Regions from separate parts of the Homo sapiens genome. Here region 1 is linked to region 2. Evidence: read pairs that join two places in POLR2A ChIA-PET (ENCODE). Cell type or tissue: A673. All regions are shown on one strand. Each heading gives the region's core, and the rest is flanking DNA. Links, peaks and the distances in the headings are about the cores only.

Region 1 (10,836 bases), core at 2,137-7,136, 58 kb before region 2:
GGCTGGGGATGCCAGAAGCTACCGAGGGGCCCAGCAGGAAAGGACTAAAACCGTCCCTGGACTTAGTGACCTGGAGGACCCTGGCGGCCTTGGCAGAGACATTCTGTGGATACGTGGCAGGAGGCTAAGAGCGCAGGCCGGGTCCCAGAGCAGAGTACGATGGAGAGAATCAACTAGAAAGGCTGGAGGACCGAGCTGTGGGAAGGAACTCCGGTGGCACGCCCAGAACACCGACATGTGTAAGTGAAAACAACCTTCTTACCCGCGGTGTGTGGAAATAGAAGCCAGAATGGTGTATCTGTTAGAGAAATAAATGGAACCTAAGAGCCATTAAATCGGTGTGGTGGTTAATGCCGCATCACTTCCTGTTTGATGCAGACAGGAAAAAGAATATGTGTATATATATATTTTTTGAGACGGAGTCTTGCTCTGTCACCCAGGCTGGAGTGCAGTGGTGCGATCTTGGCTCATGGCAACCTCTGCCTCCTGCGTTCAAGTGATTCTCCTGCCCCAGCCTCCCGAGCAGCTGGGACTACAGGTGCCCGCCACCATGCCTGGCTAATTTTTGTATTTTTAGTAGAGACGGGGTTTCGCCATGTTGGTCAGGCTGGTCTCGAACTCCTGACCTCAGGTGATCCACCAGCCTCGGCCTCCCAAAGTGCTGGGATTACTACTGGTGTGAGCCACCGCACCTGGCCTGAAAAGCACCTTTTCTTTCCCTAATACTGTGTTTTACCTCACATAATAATATTCTGATGAATACAAGTGAAAAAGGAAACTGCCTCCAGGACCCCTTTTCTGGCTCTTTCCTTCCATTCCTCAGGCAGACAGGCAGCCCCAACCTGCAGCTCTGGCCGAGTCAGGCAGGGACTTCCTAGACCAAAGGCCTTTCCATGTTGTGCTGAGCTGCGCTGCCTGCACCCCAACCATGGGCCCGCTGCACCCACCCCTGGGCACAAGCCTGGCCCAGCCTGCAGCCCCTGGACCCCACACCTGGCACCAGGTAACTTCCATTTCTGCCACTCACCTCCATGTGTCCAAATGTCTGCACCAAGGGAATCACCTCCAGCTCATTGAGTCCAGCCAGATGCAAGATCTCTTTGATTTCAGAGGGGCTGGAGAGACAAAATTCATAGAGAGAGGGTCATGTGAGCAGCACGTGACTTCCACACCCACCCCCCCAGCCCTTCCTCATCAGGCCCTGGGGGGCTCTCCGGGAAACAGTAAGGCCCTAAACTCCACAAAGCTTGACAGGTATCCTGATTTCTGGAAAGGTACCTGCTCCAAAATTTGGGAAGATGATGTTCTAGCACGTCCTCAAGTAATGGTTCGCTTTTCAACCCACGACAAGAGAATGAAGTCATCACATTTTACAAGAAACTACTCAAGGCCAGGCACAGTGGCTCACGCCTGTAATCTCAGCACTTTGGGAGTCCAAGGCCAGCAGACCACTTGAGGTCAGGAGTTCGAGACCAGCCTGGCCAACATGATGAAACCCCGTATCTACTAAAAATACAAAAATTAGCCAGGCCTGGTGGTATGTACCTGTAATCCCAGCTACTCGGGAGGCTGAGGCAGGAGAATCACTTGAACCCGGGAGGCAGAGTTCGCGGTGAGCCAAGATCGCACCACTGCACTCCAGCCTGGGAGACAGAACAAGACTCTGTCTCAAAAAAAAATAAAAATGCTACAGAAGGTGCCACACTCCATCCAGAGCCGGGTCAGCAGCTGCCCGAGGGCAGGTCCACCACAGGGTCCTCAACCTGAAACAATCCTGGGGCGCCCGTCCTCTGCAGAAGGGCCACATCCTGGGAAGGGCTGACTGCCCCGGGTCGACCTCTTCGTTTTTCACAAGCTTTACATGAGCTGTCATTTATGAATTTATCTAAAAAAAAGCTATTTCTAGTTTTTGTATGTGTTTGAACCATCTTAGGCTAATCCGTTCTATAGATTTATGAGTTACATAAAGTCTTTAAACATTCCTGTTTCAAGCTTCGAAGGAACCCTGGTACTTTACTTTTTCACATCAAAAGACAAAATGTCTTCACTGTAGGAAGAAAACTAGAAGAGTATGAAGAAAATGCAAACCCCTGATCATGTCATCGCACTTGATCATCTCATCGCACCTGATCATCTCATCGCACCTGATTATCTCATTGCAGGCCAACACCCTGGCTCACCGTTCATCACTTCTGGTCTAACCACATGTGGGCTGCATGGGGTGCAGGCATTTTGGAGTTTTGACACATGGAACCGAAGTCCTTCCAGAACAGATGTCATATTATGTTCATCAGCAGGTAGTTTTCCTCTTTCTCATTCTCATCAACACAGTCTTTACAATTTTTCATTTATTTTATTTATTATTATTTTGAGACAGAGTCTTGCTCTGTCACCCAGGCTGGAGTGCAGTGGCGCGATCTCGGCTCACTGCAACTTCTGCCTCCTGAGTTCATGCAATTCTCCTTCCTCAGCCTCCTGAGTAGCTGGGATTACAGGTGCGCACCACCACACCCAGCTAATTTTTTTTTTTTTTTTTTGAGACGGAGTCTAGCTCTGTCGCCCAGGCTGGAGCGCAGTGGCGCAATCTCAGCTCACTGCAAGCTCTGCCTCCTGGGTTCCCGCCATTCTCCTGCCTCAGCCTCCCGAGTAGCTGGGACTACAGGCGCCCACCACTATGCCTGGCTAATTTTTTATATTTTTAGTAGAGACGGGGTTTCACCTGTGTTAGCCAGGATGGTCTCGATCTCCTGATCTTGTGATCCGCCTGCCTCGGCCTCCCAAAGTGCTGGGATTACAGGCGTTAAGCCACCGCGCCTGGCCACGCCCAGCTAATTTTTGTATTTTTTTTGGTAGAGACAGGATTTTGCCATGTTGGTCAGGCTGGTCTCAAACTCCTGACTTCATGATCCGCCTGCCTCAGCCTCCCAAAGTGCTGGGATTACAGGCGTGAGCCACAGCGCCCAGCCCAAGTCTTATAATTTTTAAAAAAGGCTTACCAGTTTGGTAGCCAGGATGGTGTTGCATTATTGATTTAGTTTCTTTGATTTGAGTACTATGAGGGTTTAACATTTTCTTTCTTTCTTTCCTTTTCTTTTGAGACAGGCTCTGGCTCTGTTGCCCAGGTTGGAGTGCAGTGGCGCCATCTCAGCTCACTGCAGCCTCTGGGTCCTGGGTGTTAATCCAAACTGCACCATTTTGTAAGCCCCCTGCTGTTTTCCAGACCCAGGTTGAAGTGAAACATTCCACGGGGTTTGGGCTGTGAGGAACATCCTGCCCAACATCCTGACCACACGGCCCAGGAACATCCCGACCACCCGACCACACGGCCCAGGAACATCCCGAACATACCTTGCTGGGCAAAGGCCCAGCTGAAGGAACATCCTGATCATATTCTGCTGGGAACAAGGACCCAACTGCCTCATCATGGGAACATCTCTCAACATCTTCCCAGGCAGAAGCCCTACTGCCCAAACCCCTCCCGTCCAGGCCTGTAAGTACCCCAGCCTGTAAGCGGCGGTGGGCTCTGGCATTAAGCTGGTCCCCCCTCTGTAGGTTTCTGCACTATACCTCTGTTGCTGTAGAGACGCCCTCTCTCTCTCTGTCTTTCTTTAACCCTCGCCTTCCCTTTAAAAAAACCTAACACCAGGCTCAAGCCATCCTCCTATCTCAGCCTCCTGAGTAGCTTGGACTACAGCCCCATGCCACTATCCATGGCTATTTTTTGCATTTTATGTAGAGATGGGGTTTCACCATGTTGCCCAGGCTGGTCTCGAACTCCTGAGCTCAAGTGATCCACCCACCTCGGCCTCCCAAAGTGCTGGGATTATAGGCGTGAGCCACTGCACCCGGCCTAATTTTTGTATTTCACATAGAGATGGGGTTTTACCATGTTACCCAGGCTGGTCTCAAACTCCTGAGCTCCAGTGATCTGCCCACCTTGGCCTCCCAAATTGCTGGGATTACAGGCGTGAGCCACTGCTCCTGGCCTTCACATTTTCTTATATGCTTATTGGCCTTTTTTGTTTCTTCCTTTGGGATTGGCCAGTTAATGTCCATTGTGCATTTATCTTTGGGGCCGTTATTGATTTTCACAGAGACCTGTGATTTTAGCATTAAGCAGGGGCCTCCCATCTCCACCACACCTGATTTTATTGATTTTGATTCTCTCCCCTTTAATTCTTCTCTTCTCTAACTCAAGGCTCAACTGTGGCCTGAAGAGCAGCCCCTCCCTGCGCGGAGGCCTCCTCCAGCATCCTCCAGCCTTCTCTAGCTCAGCCTTCTACAGCCTCCTCCAGCCTTCTCCAGCCTCCTCTGACCTTCCCTGGCCTCCTCCAGCCTTCTCTAGCCCAGCCTTCTCTGGCCTTCTCTAACCTTATCTAGCCTTCTCTAACCTCTAGCCCAGCCTTCTCCAGCCTTCTCCAGCCTTCTCTAGCCTCCTCCGGCCTTCTCTAGCCCAGCCTCCTCCAGCCTCCTCCAGCCTTCTCCGGCCTCCTCCAGCCTCCTCCAGCCTTCTCTAGCCTCCTCCAGCCTTCTCCAGCCTTCTCTGGCCTCCTCCAGCCTCCTCCGGCCTTCTCTAGCCCAGCCTCCTCCAGCCTTCTCCAGCCTTCTCCAGCCTTCTCTGGCCTCCTCCAGCCTCCTCCAGCCTTCTCTAGCCTCCTCCAGCCTTCTCCGGCCTTCTCTAGCCCAGCCTTCTCTGGCCTTCTCTAACCTTCTGTAGTCCAGCCTTCTCCAGCCTTCTCCAGCCTTCTCTAGCCTTCTCCAGCTTTCTCTAGCCTTCTCTAGCCCAGCCTTCTCTGGCCTTCCTTCTCTGGCCTTCTCTAACCTTCTCTAACCTTCTCTAACCTTCTGTAGTCCAGCCTTCTCCCATCAACAGAAGAAACGCCTGCAGGACAGAGACAGGAACTGCAGCTCTTCCCTGTAGGGGGCGCTGCTGATGCTTACTTTCCCTTTAAATGTTTCAAAATTCTCTCCAGTGAATGTTTGAAATGAAACTTTGTTTTCATACAATTAAAGAGATGAATTTAAAAAGACAAAAAAGGAATGTACCCACCACTGTTCAGTTCCTGACTGTGCCACCCGCACCTCCAGGTTGCTGCTCCTCCTGCCCTGCGGAACCCCCCCTTCCCCGCTTTCACGCCGCGCCCCTGTACCTGCCACGGGCAGTGTTACCTGTAGGCGTACTTGGCCCTCAGCAGCCTCAGAGGGCCCTCGTAGGGAAACATGTCTTCATACTCAATGAGGAGGCCGTTTGCACCTAGCGCACGGAACAGAGGAAAAATCTGGGGGGTAAACAGGGAGGGGTTAGGAAGAAGTGGCTGCTGGAGCACGATGTGGCAAGTCCACAGCAGGGAGACGCCTTCCCTTTCAGCCTGTGGAGACTGTGGGAGTTGCTACTTCTATTTCTCCTGGGAACCTTAAATCCGGAATGTGTACTTTACGTTATGCCAAATGAAACTCCCCGTTCCAGTGACTATTTTGCACAGAAGGGGAGATATGCTATGAAACAGGGCTGCTACTCAACGCGCTGGTGGCTCAGCTTGGGAGGGACGGGTCCGGCCAGCAGGGAGCCACCAAGAAGCAGCTCTTCATGCACGGCGGCCCAGCAAGGCAGCCAGGCTGAGGGGCACCAGCAAGGCATGGGGGACAGGGCAGCCAGGCTGAAGGAGAATGGCAAGGCATGGGGGACGGGGCAGGAGGAGCCGGGGCAGGGGGAGCAGGGCTCTGAAGGGTTGGGGTCAGCACCTGGGGGAGGTGAGAGAGGGGTGCAGAACTCATTCGTTCCTGGTCTGTACTCATGGGGTCCCTTCCCCCTTATTCTCCTCCCCACTTCCTTGTCTTTCTCTCTTTTTTTTTTTTTTTTGAGATGGAGTCTCGCTCTCTCGCCCAGGCTGGAGTGGAGTGGCGTGATCTTGGCTCGTTGCAACCTCTGCCTCCCGGGTTCAAGCGATTCTCCTGCCCCAGCCTCCCGAGTAGCTGGGATTACAGGCGCCCGCCCCGATGCCCAGCTAATTTTTGTATTTTTAGTAGAGACGGGGTTTCACCATGTTGGCCAGGCTGGTCTCGAACTCCTGACCTCAGGTAATCTGCCCCTCGGCCTTCCAAAATGCTGGGATTACAGGTGTGAGCCACTGTGCCCGGCCTCTCTCTTTTTTTTAACAGATGGGGTCTCACTCTGTTGCCCAGGCTGGAGCGTGCTGGCATGATCATGGCTCGCTGCAGCACCCAACTCCTGGGCTCAAGTGATCCTCCAGCCTCAGCCTTCCAAGGAGCTGGGACTACAGGCACATGCTAGGCCTCCTGGATGACACACATGCAGGAGAACTAAGGAGCCCCAGCTGACAGTTGGGATGAACTGCCGGACATGGAAGGCCACGCGGACCATCAGAGGTTTCTAGATGTTACGGGGCTGTGACCACCTGAGGGCACCTCGGTCAGAAAAGCAGAATCACGCAGCCAACCCACAGAAACACAAGGGGTGATGAATGGGGACCTCAAGTTTGGGGAGATCTGTCACGCAGCAACAGATGATGGAAACAGGGACTCCAGCTGTGTGTAAGTTGGATCTTCTTTGCCTATATTCAATTGTCAGAACGCCTTTCCTTTCTTTTTTTTTTTGAGATGGAGTTTTGCTCTTGTCCCCCAGGATGGAGTGCAGTGGCACGATCTCAGCTCACCACAACCTCCGCCTCCCGGGTTCAAGCAATTCTCCTGCCTCAGTCTCCCGAGTAGCTGAGATTACAGGCACCTGACACCACGCCTGGCTAATTTTTGTATTTTTAATAGAGACAGGGTTTCACCATGTTGGTCAGGCTGGTCTCGAACTCCTGACCTCAGGTGATCCACCCTCCTCAGCCTCCCAAAGTGCTGGGATTATAGGCATGAGCCACCGCGCCTGGCCCAAGTCAAAATGCCTCTTCATCAGCTGTATGTAAGTTCAGTCTTCTTTGCCATATTCAATTTGTCAGAACGCCTTTTCATCTCTGTTTGCTTTTTTCTTTTCTGTCATCTGTTTCCAAATACTGCACTTTCCATGGTGTCTACTCACTTGTACACTTCTTATAGTTTAGTCTTCATTAAAAACATTGTTTTTTCCTTATAATTCATTTCTGAGCTCCACAGGCAATTTTTTACAACCTCCTTTTGTCTGATTACCACATTTCTGGGCTTTTTTTTTTTTAGACTGAGTCTTGCTCTATCGCCCAGGCTGGAGTGCAGTGGCACGATCTTGGCTCACTGCAACCTCCACCACCCAGGTTCAGGTGATTCTCATGCCTCAGCCTCCCAAGTAGGTGGGATTACAGTTGTGAGCCGCTGAGCCTGGCCTGGGCTTTTCTATTTCTGATTTATGCTGTTCTTTCACAGCTTCCGTCATCTTCTGAGTATCTTTTATCTTGTTATGAAATATTATGGAACAGTGTTTCCTGCTGGGTGGGCCTGTGTGTCTGGAGCACCTTCACTGCTGCAATGCTATTCAGATCATCTTCTTTTTTCTTTTTTTTTTTTTTTGAGACAGAGTCTCACTCTTGTCACCCAGGCTGGAGCGCAGTGGCACAATCTCGGCTTACTGCAACCTCCACCTCCCAGGTTCAAGTGATTCTCCTGCCTCAGCCTCTCGAGTAGCAGGATTACAGGCGCCGCCACCACACGGGGCTAATTTTTGGTATTTTTAGTAGAGACACTGTGTTGGCCAGGATGGTCTTCATCTCCTGACCTTGTGATCCACCTTCCTCGGCCTCCCAAAGTGCTGGGATTACAGGCGTGAGCCACCGTGCCTGGCCTTCTTTTTTCTTACCTATCTTTGTATGATGTTAAACAACACTCTTTTTTGCTTCTTTTTTTCTTTTTTTGAGATGGTGTCTTGCTCTGTCACCTTGGCTGGAGTGCAGTGGCGCAATCTTGGCTCACTGCAACCTCTGCCTCCTGAGTTCAAGCAATTCTCCTGCTTCAGACTCCCAAGTAGCTGGGACTACAGGCATGTGTCACCATGCCTTGCTAATTTTTGTATTCTTAGTAGAGACGGGGTTTCTCCATGTTGCCCAGGCTGGTCACAAGCTCCTGACCTCAGGTGATCTGTCCGTCTTGGCCTCCCAAAGTGCCTGGATTACAGACGTGAGCCACCATGGCCAGCCTGTTGCTCATTTTTAAGAACAGGCTCTTGTGTTTGCAATGGTGACAGGCCAGCCTCAAGGCCCCCTCCTCTACTGCTGCCACGCGGTATTAGAAACTGCAGGCTCTGTGTAGCTGCTTCTGCAGTGTTTTTTGACCTCCACCTCTTCTGGACGCCTTTCCCCAGGACCTTTCCCTTCGCTGTTCCTGCCCAGTTCAATGTGGATGCTTTCCCTGTTTTGTCCTTAGTGGGGGGCGCTGTTCCTCTGGAAGGAAGTTTTGTTACGTATTTCTGAGAGTTTTGCAGCCTTGGGCCTCCCCTGCACCCTCCTGGATGTTTCATTACGTATTTCTGACAGCCTTGCAGCCTCGGCCTCCCCTGCACCCTCCTTTAAGTCTCTTTGCACTCAATCTCAGACGGGAGCCATTAAAACTCTGCCCCACTTCTCGCTATGGGAGACCTTTACTTACTTTTGAGGCTATTTTCTGGGTCCTCTGGTCATAGCACTGTTGGAGTTTCCCTCTTTCCTCTGTTACCTCCTGCTTGGCCACTAACCCCATACAGGTGTTATTCTGTCTGTGGTTTGGTCCCACCCACTTGTAGTTTGGGATCCATGGGGACACCCTGATACCTAATTTTGTTGAAGAGTGTCTTAGTTTTCTAGGGCTGCTGTAATAAATGACCATAAACTGGGTGGCTTGGCCGGGTGCGGTGGCTCACACCTGTAATCCTAGCACTTTGGGAGGCTGAGGCGGGTGGATCACGAGGTCAGCAGTTCAAGACCAGCCTGGCCAATGTGGTGAAACCCCGTCTCTACTAAAAATACAAAAATTAGCCAGGCATGGTGGCAGGCACCTGTAATCCCAGCTACTCCAGAGGCTGAGGCAGGAGAATTGCTTGAACCCGGGAGGTGGAGGTTGCAGTAAGCCGAGACTGCGCCATTGTACTCCAGCCTGGATGACAGAGCGAGACTCCGTCTCAAAAAACAAACAAACAACTGGGCGGCTTGACACAACAGAAATTTATTCTCTCACAGTTCTGGAGGCCCTAAGTCCAAAATCCAGGTGTCAGCAGACCCAGCTCTCCCTGAAGGCTGAAGAGGAGGACCCTTCCTTGCTTCTCTCTAGCTTCTGGTGATCGTCAGCTGTCCTCGGCATCCTGGGGTTCGTGGCACGTCATGACCATCTTGGCTGCTGGCACCGCGGGGCATCCTCCTGGGTCTTCACACTGCCTTCCCTCCGTGTGTCTCAGGCTCTAAATTTCCCTCTCCTCATAAGGATGCCAATCACTGGATTAGGGTTCACCATATTCTAGTACAACTTCATCTTATTTTGATTACATCTGCAAAGATCCTATTTCCAAATAAGGTCTCATTCACAGGTCCCAGGGGTTAAGACTTGAACATATCTTTTTGGAAAGATACACTTCAACCCAAAAGAAAGAAGCTGTGAGTTTCTTTTGTTCTCTGTCTTTTTTTTTTTTCCCTTTTGTCATCCTGGTTGTTCTGTTTTTGTGAGAGGCTATGGAGGAAATTCAAAATCAATGCTGCTGCCACCATCTTGCTCCACCGAGAACCTTGTGGTTGTGTTCTAGGTACCCGTTTCCACAGAACACTGCTCAAAACTTTAAAGAATGAAGCCAAGGCAAAAAGTAATGCTCTAGAGGTAAAAGGGAGTCCTTACCTCTGAGAGGTACGAGACCTTTGGTGGAGCTCCTTTAAGGTCTAAATGAACTAATCTCATCTGAAATGGAGTGGAACCTGACATTTCAATATTTCCTGTGAACTCCTATGGCGAAGTCTCCTTGGGGACTTCTTCCTAGTGGAGAAAATCAAGAGTTATCAACAGGGGCAGAAGCTTCTCCCTTTGCCTTTCTCCTTATACTTTCAGTTTCAGTTCTGATACTGGCCAGTTTTGATAGATTAACTTGGAGGAAACTCATTTTGCTAACATGAAAATGAACTGGAAGTCTACCTCCATGTTAAGATATAGAGACCTCTGCTATGTGTGATTTGTTGCTAAAACAAAACAGCACTAGTTTGTTTATAAGATGGTTATGATCTATAATAACACAAATAACTGCCAAACAACCTTGTTTTAAAGACCTTGTTAAACTAGATGTACTATGCTAGTGAAAACAGTCGGGCAGAAGCCTCTAAACATTTTCTTATCAGGCCGCACAATATGATGCTTCTGTAGGAAATTTATCCAAATTTTAGGTAATATTAAAACTAATTTGTATTTCTAGAGCTCAGATCAGCTTGATTATAAAGAGGAAGAAACTGCAAAACTGACTCCAGGTTGGAGAAAACTGTCTAGGATTTAAGGTAAGCTGATAATTTTGAAAAAGCCCCCAAGTGCATCAGAGCTGACCGTAGTATTATACTGAATAAAGGCGGCATCCAAGGGATAACGAAGCAGCTGGGGAAGGGTAAAATTTATGTATTTTTTATTTATTTTTCCTATCTACTATGAAAGCACAAAGGATTGGGTGAGAAAAGGAAAGGAAAGCTTTGCATGTGAGACAGACTCAGTTCAGTAATCCAGCCCCTGGTTCCGTGCAGGGGTTCGGAGGCTGCTGACCCTAAGGGCTCTGTAACACAGCACTTTCAGTTTGTACATACGACCAGTTACACACAATTTACACCCACAGGCTCTGTGCGAGCCTCTCTCAGCAGCCCCGCATCGCCGCTGCGGGACAGCCACGCTGGGAGGCGTCGCTCGGGAGCC
Region 2 (10,836 bases), core at 3,356-8,355:
ACAAAAATTAGTCGGGCATGGTGGCACACGCCTGTAATCCCAGCTGCTCGGGAGGCTGAGGCAGGAGAATTGTTTGAACTCGGGAGGTGGAAGTTGCAGTGAGCCAAGATTGAGATTGTGCCACCGCACTCCAGCCTGGGCAACAAAGTGAGACTTTGTCTCAGAGAAAAAAAAAAAGAAGAAACATAGACAAAAAGCTGGTAAGAAAAATATAGGGAAGAACTGCAAATTAGTAAGGAAAAGACAAACAACCCATTTGAAAAAAAGAGACCAAAACCGTGACCGGGGACTTCCTGAAAAGGACACCCACGCAGCCAACAAGCAGGGAAATGCCAGTCAGGGCCACAGGAGCCCCTGCGTGCTGACAAGGATGAACGCGTGAAAAGGCAGATATCCTTGTCAACAGGCGTGGGGGCTGTGGAGGAGCTGGCCCTGCCGTTTCCTGTTGCTGGGAACCTGGACTGTGCCGCCGCTTTGGAAAGCCATTGGCACGATTTGCAGAGTTGACCGCCTATACCTTCTCACCCGGCAATTCTACTCTCAGGTTAGTACCTTAGATAAAGGGCTGCCAACGTTCAGAAAATGACAAGCGTGCGAAAGTTCACGGCAGCTTGACTCCTAAGAAGCTGGAAACAGCTCAAATGTCCCCAGTGGACGGGGCAGGCAAACTGTGACATGAAGCCAGTGAAGGAGTCGCCGCTGGGGTCAGCAGCCTGGATGAAACAGCGCGGTGGTGGGCTGAAGAAACAAGACACAGGAGGCTGCCTGATTCCACGAGCCACGCTGAATTTAGGCCGAACACTCATGGCTGCGCAGGGAGCAGTCTTGGCTGGGGTGGGGAGTTGTCAACAGGTGGGGGCGCTGGGGGCCTTCCAGGGCCTGGAAATGTGCCCTGTCCGCCCTTTCCCACCAGGCCGAGCAGCTCCCAGCTCCATCTGTCCAGGGGACCCTCACCCCCTTGCTGCCCCCACCCAGGGCATTTCCAGAGCCCTCACCCAGGGGACGGCGCAGAAGCCGAGGGTGCACCGGGCTCCCCAGTTGTGCGCGAGCCCGAGTCACGGGCAGGGGGACAGCGGCCGCCGGGCCGCTAGGATTGCTCCAGGGTCGCTAGGGGGGAAGGGGAGGGGCCGAAAGTTCCACGGCACGGGAGAAGCCGCCTCGCTGGACCCCGCTCCCCTCGCCCAGGGTGGGTTCCCACCGCGAAACCCCGGCCCAGCCCTGCGGAGGGCCCCGAAGGGCACAGACCCGGCAGTCCCCGCGCGCTCCCGGTCACCCACCGAGGACCCACCTGCCTCCGGTCACTGAGCGGCCAGACCTGCCCGCCGAGCCTGGGGTCGCGCGTGGGGGCAGCCGCTCGCGGCTCCAAACTCCTCGCGCAGCGGGGCCGCGGGGAACTTTCCGAGGCGCGCTCCCCTGTCCCAGCGCAGAGGGGGCGCGAGGGGCTCCGCGGTGGCCTCGGCTTCCAGAGCACACGGCAGGGGCGCCCGCCAGTCCCGCCACCAAAGCCGCGCCCCCCGCCCCGCGCCGGGTCTCTGCGCCGCCGCCACCTGCCCGCCGCCAGCTGGGAATGCGCCGCGCCCCGCGCCAGGGCCCGGTATTAAAATAACCCCAGCGGGCAGCAGGCGCGCGGAGGGGACGGCGCCGGGTGTCTAGGGGGCGGCGCTGACCGCGCGGCGCCGGGAAGACGCGGGGGTCGCGGGGCCGCAGCGGGGTCGGCGGAGGGTCCCAGGCGGGTCTCGCGTCTGCGTCTGCGGAGCGAAGCTGCCTCCAGCCCGGCTGCCCCAAGGCTGACCCCGCAGCCCCTCTTGGGTTCTCCGCCTCCAGCGTTCACCCCTGCGCCCCTCACGCCCGTGTTTGCAGGGCACGGAGCCTGGGATTCTCCGTGTCCACCAAGCCCTGGACCCGCCCGCGCGCAGGTGGGGGGCAGGAACACCCCTAAACCCCGAGAGGGTCATAGAAAGGAGGTAAGGGAGGGAGGGAGTCACCCGCCCAGGCGGGGACGGGCTCTTTGGGGGCCTTGACCCCGCCCCTGTTGCGGGTCTCCCACAGATGCTCTTAGAAGCCCACGCAGCCTCTCCAGGCCTCGGCAGGGACTCGTGGTGGCCACATCCACGGAAGTGACGCTGGGAGCTGCAGGGCCCCGCGGGGTAGGAGGAAGGACCCCACAGCCTCACCCTCGAGCCCCTGAGCTGGGTGCTGGCCCCCACTCGGTTTCACTTGCTGCTCGGAGGTAGGATGTGGGCCTTCACTCATGCTGAACCCCTGAAAGAAAAAGACACAGAACATTAATAAATTAGACTAGAGGAGAGCTGGAGAGCTGTGAACACGGGGTCTAAAGGGCCCCCAGCGAGGAGCTGGCCTCGCCCACTCCACTCCGCCCGGGGCTCATCTGCTGCCTGAGGCCGCGGACCGGCCCCTAAAGCTGAAGGGGTTCTGCTGGGGGAGAGGAGGTGGCCAAGTGTGAATGGCCGAGAGGCTCCTGCAATCAGCTGGATCCGGGGGAGCCCCAGATGCCCACCAGTCCCCTCCGTGGGACGTTTGCCACGTGCTGGGGAGGCGAGGCTGGGCTGGAGAGGGCGGGAAAAGTCCCTCTGGTCTCCGAGCGTCCGCTGGACGGAGCAAGGGTCACACAATAAGACAGTTCATTCTCTGTGAGCTGAAAACAGCCGAACTGAAACCAAATACAGCTGCAGCTTCCGACCCGAAAGGGGAGCAGCTCATCCTGCCTGTGCGCGGGAGGAAAGGGGGTGGAAGGCTGCCTCCGACGTGATGGTTCTGTGAGAGCTGATTACTAAGCTGGAGTCTAGGGGCTAGGGCTGGGGAAAAGCACTCAGGACCCAGAATGCCTGCTCCAAGAATTAAATTTCCCGCAAGCCAGCTGCCGAAACGATCTGCTGTCACCTCAGCCAGTTCACCGAGTAGCTGCTGAAACGACCTGCCCTGACACGAACACCGGGTTTTTTATTTTTTATTTTATTTTTTTATTATTTATTTATTTATTTTTTTGAGATGGGGTCTCACTCTTTCACCCGGGCTGGAGTGCAGTGGTGCGATCTCGGCTCACTGCAACCTCGGCTCACTGCAACCTCCACCTCCCAGGCTCAAGCAATTCTCCTGCCTCAGCCTCCCAAGTAGCTGGGATTACAGGCACCCGCCACCACACCCAGCTAATTTTTGTGTTTGTAGTAGACGGGGTTTCATCATGTTGGCCGGGTAGGTCTCGAACTCCTGAGCTCAGGTGATCTGCCCACCTCAGCCTCCCAAAGTGCTAGGATTACAGGCGTGAGCCACCGTGCCTGGCCTCCAGTGCTGGTTTTACCACTGAGGCCACTCGCCTGAGCTTGCCAGCTCCCCCGAACTACCAGTGCCAACGGGCTTTCTTTCAAAGCAATAGATAACGTTTCTCTTTCCAAAAGAATCCCGATTTTCTTTTGTTCTTGAACATACCGAATTGAAATTCTTCCTAAAATTAAACATTAAACTTAAAGATTTGTCTGTATATTTGGACTTTGACAGTTGCTATGTATAAAATGCTTCAGCAAGGAAATAATAATCTGATTATTGTTTCCTTGCTGCTTCATATCTTATGTGATCCATAATTGATGGGGGAAAAATAGCCGATAGAAGCAGGTCCATATGTGACACAAGTATTGGAATTAGCAGACCAGGAGTTTCTGTTTTACAAAAACTGTTACAAATATAGTAAAGCAAGCAGAAGAACCTGGGCAACATGCATGAAAAGATGGAAATTTTCACCAGAAAATGGGAATGTATTTCTTTCTTTATTTGAGACAGGGTCTCGCTCTAAGGTCTAGCCTAGGCTCGCCCAGGCTGGAGTGCAGGGGTGTGATCATGGCTCACCGCAGCTTTCTTTGACTTCCTACACTCAAGCAATTCTCCTACCTCCCGAGTAGCTGGGACTACAGACATGCACCGCTACACTACACTTGGCTAATTTTTGTATTTTTTGTAGAGACAAGTTTCACCATGTTGCCCAGCCACTACGCCCAACCCCATTTGACTCTTTTATTAGAAATTCCCAGGCTGGGCACTGTGGCTAACACCTGTAATCCCAGCACTTTTTTTTTTTTTTTTTTTTTTGAGATGGAGTCTCACTCTGTCGCCCAGGCTGGAGTGCAGTGGCGTGATCTTGACTCACTGCAACCTCCGCCTCCCAGGTTCAAGCAATTCTCTGCCTCAGCCTCCCGAGTGACTGGGATTACAGGTGCCCACCACCACACCCAACTAATTTTTGTATTTTTTTTTTTTTTTTTGAGACAGAGTCTCGCTGGTCGCCCAGGCTGGAGTGCAGTGGCGCAATCTCGGCTCACTGCAAGCTCTGCCTCCCGGGTTCATGCCATTCTCCTGCCTCAGCCTCCCGAGTAGCTGGGACTACAGGTGCCCACCACCGTGCCTGGCTAATTTTTTGTATTTTTAGTAGAGACGGGGTTTCACTGTGTTAGCCAGGATGGTCTCGATCTCCTGACCTCGTGATCCGCCCGCCTCGGCCTCCCAAAGTGCTGGGATTACAGGTGCCCACCACCGCTCTCAGCCTAATTTTTGTATTTTTAGTAGAGATGGGCTTTCACTATCTTGGCCAGGCTGGTCTTGAACTCCTGACCTCGTGATCTGCCCACCTCGGCCTCCCAAAGTGCTAGGATTACAGGCATGAGCCACCGCACCCGGCCAATCCCAGTACTTTTGAAAACTGAGGCAGGATGATCACTCGAGTCTAGAAGTTTGAGACCAGCCTGGGCACATAATGAGACCCTCCATTTCTATTTCTAAAAAAATTTTTTAAAGGGTGAAGGAAATAATGTATACAGTGGTCCATTTCCAAGACAGTGTGCCTTGAATCGGCTTAGGTCAGCAAACTACAGAAGAACAGGATATACTAGGCCCCAGCTTGGATAGTGGATGCCTGCTTGTCGGCCTCATCCACTCCCTTTTAACCCCCTCTTAGTTGCCCTCACCCAAATCAAAGAAGTTTAAGATGAAATTTTACTAGCCTGCAAAATAGCTGGTTTGATCTATTCTTATCAGCCTGCCCAGCTACTTAGGTCATAAGTCAAATACTTAAAGAGCCCCTGAGCTAACTAGGATTGCAATGCATTGTGGGCTGCAACAAAATGCAGCAGGACAACCCTGAAGAAAACACCTACAGCACCTGCCCAACAACCAATAGGCGACATCCGGGAAGATTGTGACCCGAGAGTACTCAGCCTATGAGGAACCTGGGGAGGGACCTGCACCCTGCAGCCCCTGCCCAACAACCAATAGGCGACATGCAGGAAGACTGTGATCCCCTAGTACTCAGCCTATGAGGAAGCTGGGGAGGGACCTGTGCCCTACAGCCCCTGCCCAACAACCAATAGGCGACATGCGGGAAGACTGTGACCCCAGAGTACTCAGCCTATGAGGAACCGGGGGAGGGATCTGTGCACTAGGGGATAAATTGCTTGTTGAAACTGCTGGGTGTGCCTGCCCACCAGACACCCGATCTTGCCGTCATTAAAAGCCTCGCTTTCGCTGTTCTCCAGGTCCCTGAGTCAGTTCTTTGGATTTGGACGGATGAGTTTCTTTCTCACAAGGGTCAAATGGACATTTTATAACTTTTAAAAGTACAGTATCTAAAATTCAGAAATCACAGCAGAAGAAAGAATCAGTTAACTTAAAGGTAGGTCAATAGAAATTATCCAGACACAGAAAGAGAAAAGAATGAAAAACAGAAAAGCCTGTGGAACCACACCATCAAATGATCTGACGTACATGTCACTGGAGTCCCCAGATCAACAACAGAGGAAAATGGGGCAGGAGCAATATCTGAAAAGGCAGTGGCTGAAATTTTCAAAATTGATAAGCAATGTCAACTTACAGACATTAGAATCTTAGTAAATCACAAGCAGGAAAAAACTAAAAGCAAACAACTCCAGCGCATTGTAGTAAAAAATTCCAAAAACCAAAGGTAAACAGAAACTGTAAAAATTATTGAGATTAAAAAAAAAAAAAAGACAATGCATTCAGGGAATAACAATAGGAAAGATGACTAGATCTCCTCAGAAAACCATGGAAACCGAAAGAGAATGACCTCTTTAAAGTACCAAAATAAAGAATTTTAACCAACAATTTATGTACAATAAAATATAGATACTTTCAGACAAAGCTAAGAACATTTGTCACAGCACAAAAAAATACTAAAGGAGCTCCTCAGGCTTTCCTTCTGCTGACAGAAAATGACCCCAGATAGAAACTCGGAAGTGCATGGAAAAATGAAGTGCACCAGGAAGGTAAATATGTTTGTAAATTAAAAAGATGAGGACTATGCAGCAATAGCTCTGGTGGCGCATGATGATGATAACACGTGTCAACTAATATCCAAGACAACAATAGCACCAGGTCTCTGGAGAAGGGTGAGTGAAATTACACAGTTGGAAAGCTCTTTGTTGTTGTGTAAGAATTCACATTTCAGGCCGGGCGCGGTGGCTCACACCTGTAATCCCAGCGCTTTAGTGCAAAGTGGCTCTGCCTGCCTATGATTCACTTTATGGACCATTAAATCATAAATCATAATCATAAAGCTCCCATTTTCCACAAATGTGACTTTTGAAGCTTTGCTCTGCACTTAATGGGTTCATTATGTTTTGCAATGATAATTTTTGTGAAAGAAGTACTTTCCAATTGGATTACTAAATTCTGTAGAAAATGAGGTTCCACAGACAGAGCTGGTTTCATGGGGCTCTTTTCAGGTGCCCATCCAGCCTGATGTTTGTGTTTTTCAGACTTGAAGAGGATGCTTTGTTCAGAACCCACTCCACCTCTCAGGTGCTTAGAGACCAGAGGCCCATCCTGCCGCAGACACTGGGGCAGAGATGCTTGATGAAAATAAGGGAACGTGGCCGAGCGCAGTGGCTCATATCTGTAATCCTAACACTTTGGGAGGCTGAGGTGGGAGGATCGCTTGAGCCCAGGAGTTCAAGGCCAGCCCGAGCAACATAGTGAGACCCTGTCTCTATAAAAAGAAAATAAAAATAAAAATAAATAAGGGAATAAAAGTGAGGGGTGGAGGCAGCTCAGGCTGAGTGCACCCCAGATGGAGTTAGGGAACCTCATGAGGAGCAAAGACTGGGCCGTGCAGAAACGGCCAGGCCCTCAAAGCCCCAACTAGAGCTCAGCCATCAGCCATCAGCTGCCTGGGATCCTGCCCAGGGAGCGTGGGCCCACTTCATTACCCAGAGCTGAGGGCTCTTTCTTTTGGAAGGAGGTCCCAGGGGGACACCCCTGCAGGGCCTCCCACCTCTCCCAGAGCACCTCTGCAGCTGGTGATTTCACTTTACTCTTCCAGGAGACACTTCCCTTGATGCTGCTGTTGGTATTTTCCTTTACTTTTGACCTCAGGCACCACAATTTCCCCAGTCTTGGTCTCAAACACCTCCAGATATGAGACACAGCTGGAGAGATGGTAACATGAATCAAACCAATTAGAACCTGCACGGGTCTCCAGCTGGTGGTGGCCCTATTAATTAGCAGAGAGCCTCAGACATCTGAGCAATTGCAGGGGATGAAAGGGCTTAAGCTGGCAGGAGACAACATGGAATTCCGAGCACTTCCCCTGACTTAAAGTGTCCAAGCTCGTGAAAGCTCAGACATAGGGAGAGTGAGGAGAAATGTCTAGTGTACATAATAGTCTTTTCTCAGAATCAACTTTTGGGGGCCCCCTGGGAGTCCCAACACTACAGCCTCCCTGGCCCCATGAGGCCACTTGAAAGCTGGCTAACCTTTGGGAAAAGGTTCCAGTTCAGGATTCAGGAAACCTCACGTCCTGAGTGAAGAGGCTGGATGCAGAGCTCTAGAAAGCCCCTCCAGGGATTCCAAAGGTCAGAGTCAGGGCTGGGGTGAGGGCAGAAACCCCAGAGGCCCCAGATTTCTCTTGCAAGCATACAACCAAAGGCACACGTGTGTACCACGCCATGGGGCCAAACTCCTCACCCCGTGTCATGTAACAGAGTGTGGGGGTTCCTTCCTTCTCAGCGTGCTCATTCCACTTCTTCCTGCCTTCCTGGGAGGCAAGGAGGTCAGGGGCCCCACCTCCTTCTTGAAGGACTATCATCCACATCCGTGTCTGACAGCAGCGGAGGGCCCCAATGCTGAAACTAATGGAGGGGCCTCAGCAGCAGCCAAATCCAAGGAGGCAGAGCCCTTTATCCTTCAGGTCTCTTCCTGTGGGCCTTCTTTACTATCTTCACTATCTCCATCACCATTATTACCACCACCACTATAACCATCACCACCGTCATAGCCATCATCATCATTGGCATCATCTGTCTCCTCAACATTAGCAAACTTTTTTTTTTTTTAGATGGAGTCTCACTCTCTCACCTAGGATGGAGTTCAATGGCACGATCTTGGCTCACTGCAACCTCCGCCTCCCAGGTTCAAGCGATTCTCTTGCCTCAGCCTTCCAAGTGGCTGGGATTACAGGCACGCGCCACCACGCCCAGCTAATTTTTGTATTTTTAGTAGAGACGGGATTTCACCATGTTGGCCAGGATGGTCTCGACTTCCTGACCTCGTGATCCACCCACCTCGGCCTCCCAAAGTGCTGGGATTACAGGCGTGAGCCACCGTGCCTGGCCAACATTAGCAACCTTTACATGTGGTTTGGTCTATAGACTTAAAAAAAATTTTGGGGCACATATCTATATTAATTATATGTTTGACAACACATTTTTATTGTTCAAAACATGGCTGTTCTTTAAGTATGTATTTTTATTTATTTATTTTTATTTTTTGATATAGGGTCTCACTGTTGCCCAGGCTGGAGTGTAATGGCATGATCTTGGCTCACTGCAGCGTGAACTCCCAGGCTCAAGCAATCCTCCCACCTCAGCCTTCCAAGTAGCTGGGACTACAGGCACACACCACCACGCCTGGATCATTTTTGTATTTTTTGTAGAGATAGTGTTTTGCCACGTTGCCCAGGTTGGTCTCAAACCCCTGAGCTCGTGATCCACCCGCCTCGGCCTCCCAAAGTGCCGGGATTACAGGCATGTGCCACCTCGCCTGGCCTATTTTATTTTTTGATACAGGGTCTTGCTCTGTCGCCCAGGCTGAAGTGCAGTGGTACAATCACAGCTCACTGCGGTCTTGACCTCCTGGACTCAAGCAATCCTCCTGCCTCAGCCTCCTGAGTAGATGGGACTACATGTGCATGCCACCACACCCAGCTAACTTTTTTTATTGTTAGTAGAGATGAAATCTCACTATGATGCCGAGGCTGGTTTCGAATTCCTGGGCTGACCTAATCCCAAAATGCTGGGGTTATAGGCATGTGCCACTGTGCCTGGCCCTGTATTTCTTTATAAATAATGTGAAACAAACTCCCATGATGAGCCTGGAAACCGACCAGAACCCTCATCTCTCCCGTGCTCCTCTTCCCTTCTATCCTCTGTTCCCACCATTTGGTGGGATTTCAAGCCAGCAAAGTGGCTTAGCCCAGATACTGAGAGGACAAGGATAAGGCCAATCAACAAAACTTGCTGAGGAATGACTTACACAGGAGCTTGTTTGAAAGCTTTTATGACTTTTTAAAATTAAAAACAACATATAGAGCAACAGGAATTAAATGGTTAAATTGCATCAACGGCCAACATTTAAAACCAGCTCTCCCTCCACTGTAGACCAGAGATCCTAGTGCTGCTGACAGGGTCTTGTGGCACCCCTGAGATTGTCCTGGCAAAGTCGAGAACACATCCAGGTCACCACAGATTCTGGTGTGTTCTGCAGAGCATGTGTTTTACAAGCAATGTCCCTCCCCATGGCCAAGGTGAAATAGGCACAAGTTCTGTGCCCTGCCCCCCATGTCACAAGCAGCACAACAGCCATTCAGGCCAACACATCCAGAACTATGTGACAATCAACTGGTAAGAACTTGTTTCCAGGTTATGAATATTTGTAATGCTTCCCTCTGAGGCCACAACAGGCCCTATCTCCCAGCCCCTAAAGTTGCTCCCCATGTTTCCTTTGCCAACTGCTCCCCTGGCTGTTGTGGAACAGCAATTGCTGGCCCTTCCCAGTCTCTGATGTCCTGGTGTGCCCAGGACAATGGCAGCTACATGAGCCTTAGTCTCTCAGTTCTGGGGCCCTGGACTGAGGCTGGAAACAGGGCAGCTCCCCCATGGCCGAGGCTCCTGCAACAGCCAGGCTTTCCTCAGGACCCCTGCTCTGTGTCTCAGGGGTGCTGAGATCCTGTTCTTGGCTGGAGGACTGTGGCTTACAGGCTGAGTCTCCCTTCTTGCTCTCCCTGTTGGTCCAGGGTGAATAAGAGACTATGGTGAATCCTCTTCTGCAGGGCTGAGGCTGCAGGGACCAGCTCTGCCCTGTGTCCTGTTAACGATGTTTCTAGAATGCTCAGCATCCACCAGTGCAGGTCCTGCTCTTGGGGTGCATCTTGGAGTCTCACCACCCACACTTCACCAGGCTCCAGCAGCAATTTCCAGTGCTGCCCTGGGGTCCTCAGGGCCCTGTCTGGGGTCATCTTCTGTAGGTAGATGGTATCATAGCAGCCCACCATGGAGACAAGCTGCAGGGCCAGTAACTAGGCCTCAGCCTCGGCAGGGTCCACTGCCCAGGTAATGCCCAGCTTCAACACCACGGGCTCCCCTGGGGGCAGGTCCACTTTGAGAAACCCCTGCTATGAAGGAAAGAAGCTTGGCCAGTGTGAGCAGGTAAGAAGCTCCTCAAATCTCCAGGGAAGACCCTGGGTCCAGTCAGCATCCTCAAGGCCCAGGCCCAGGGGCACAGCCTCCTGAGGCCATAGTTCAGTGGGGACAAAGTGGG

The links. ChIA-PET counts read pairs that join two places held together with the same protein. Peaks named below come from ENCODE experiments on the same cell type or tissue, not always from the same donor. Only the 100,000 strongest peaks of a DNase experiment are listed, where the experiment ranks them.
Region 1: POLR2A ChIA-PET joins it to region 2 with 13 read pairs; 11 of 35 experiments call an interaction of 5 or more read pairs at or near these places.

Annotation. Positions count from the first base shown.
Region 1 is chr17:82,418,837-82,429,672 of GRCh38, reverse strand. It overlaps HEXD (hexosaminidase D), which reads right to left. Exons shown (of 13, transcript NM_001330542.2): 2 at 9,790-9,924; 3 at 5,170-5,279; 4 at 1,028-1,115. The coding sequence starts at 9,873. HEXD-IT1 (HEXD intronic transcript 1) reads right to left here and starts at 4,348. Exons shown (of 1, transcript NR_170223.1): 1 at 3,069-4,348. It overlaps LOC124904091 (a long non-coding RNA gene), which reads left to right. Exons shown (of 3, transcript XR_007065958.1): 1 at 1-239; 2 at 2,163-2,297; 3 at 3,221-3,761. RefSeq lists an enhancer at 4,855-5,690. In A673, for the core only: a CTCF peak has its summit at 4,938 (motif pointing right); a DNase peak (open chromatin) is centred at 4,922; H3K4me3 peaks cover 602 bases.
Region 2 is chr17:82,362,500-82,373,335 of GRCh38, reverse strand. It overlaps TEX19 (testis expressed 19), which reads right to left. Exons shown (of 2, transcript NM_207459.4): 2 at 9,561-10,836. The coding sequence ends at 10,691. It overlaps UTS2R (urotensin 2 receptor), which reads right to left and starts at 1,571. Exons shown (of 3, transcript NM_018949.3): 1 at 1,289-1,571; 2 at 553-738. RefSeq lists an enhancer at 9,616-10,394. In A673, for the core only: no CTCF peak of the experiment used is centred there; a DNase peak (open chromatin) is centred at 5,325.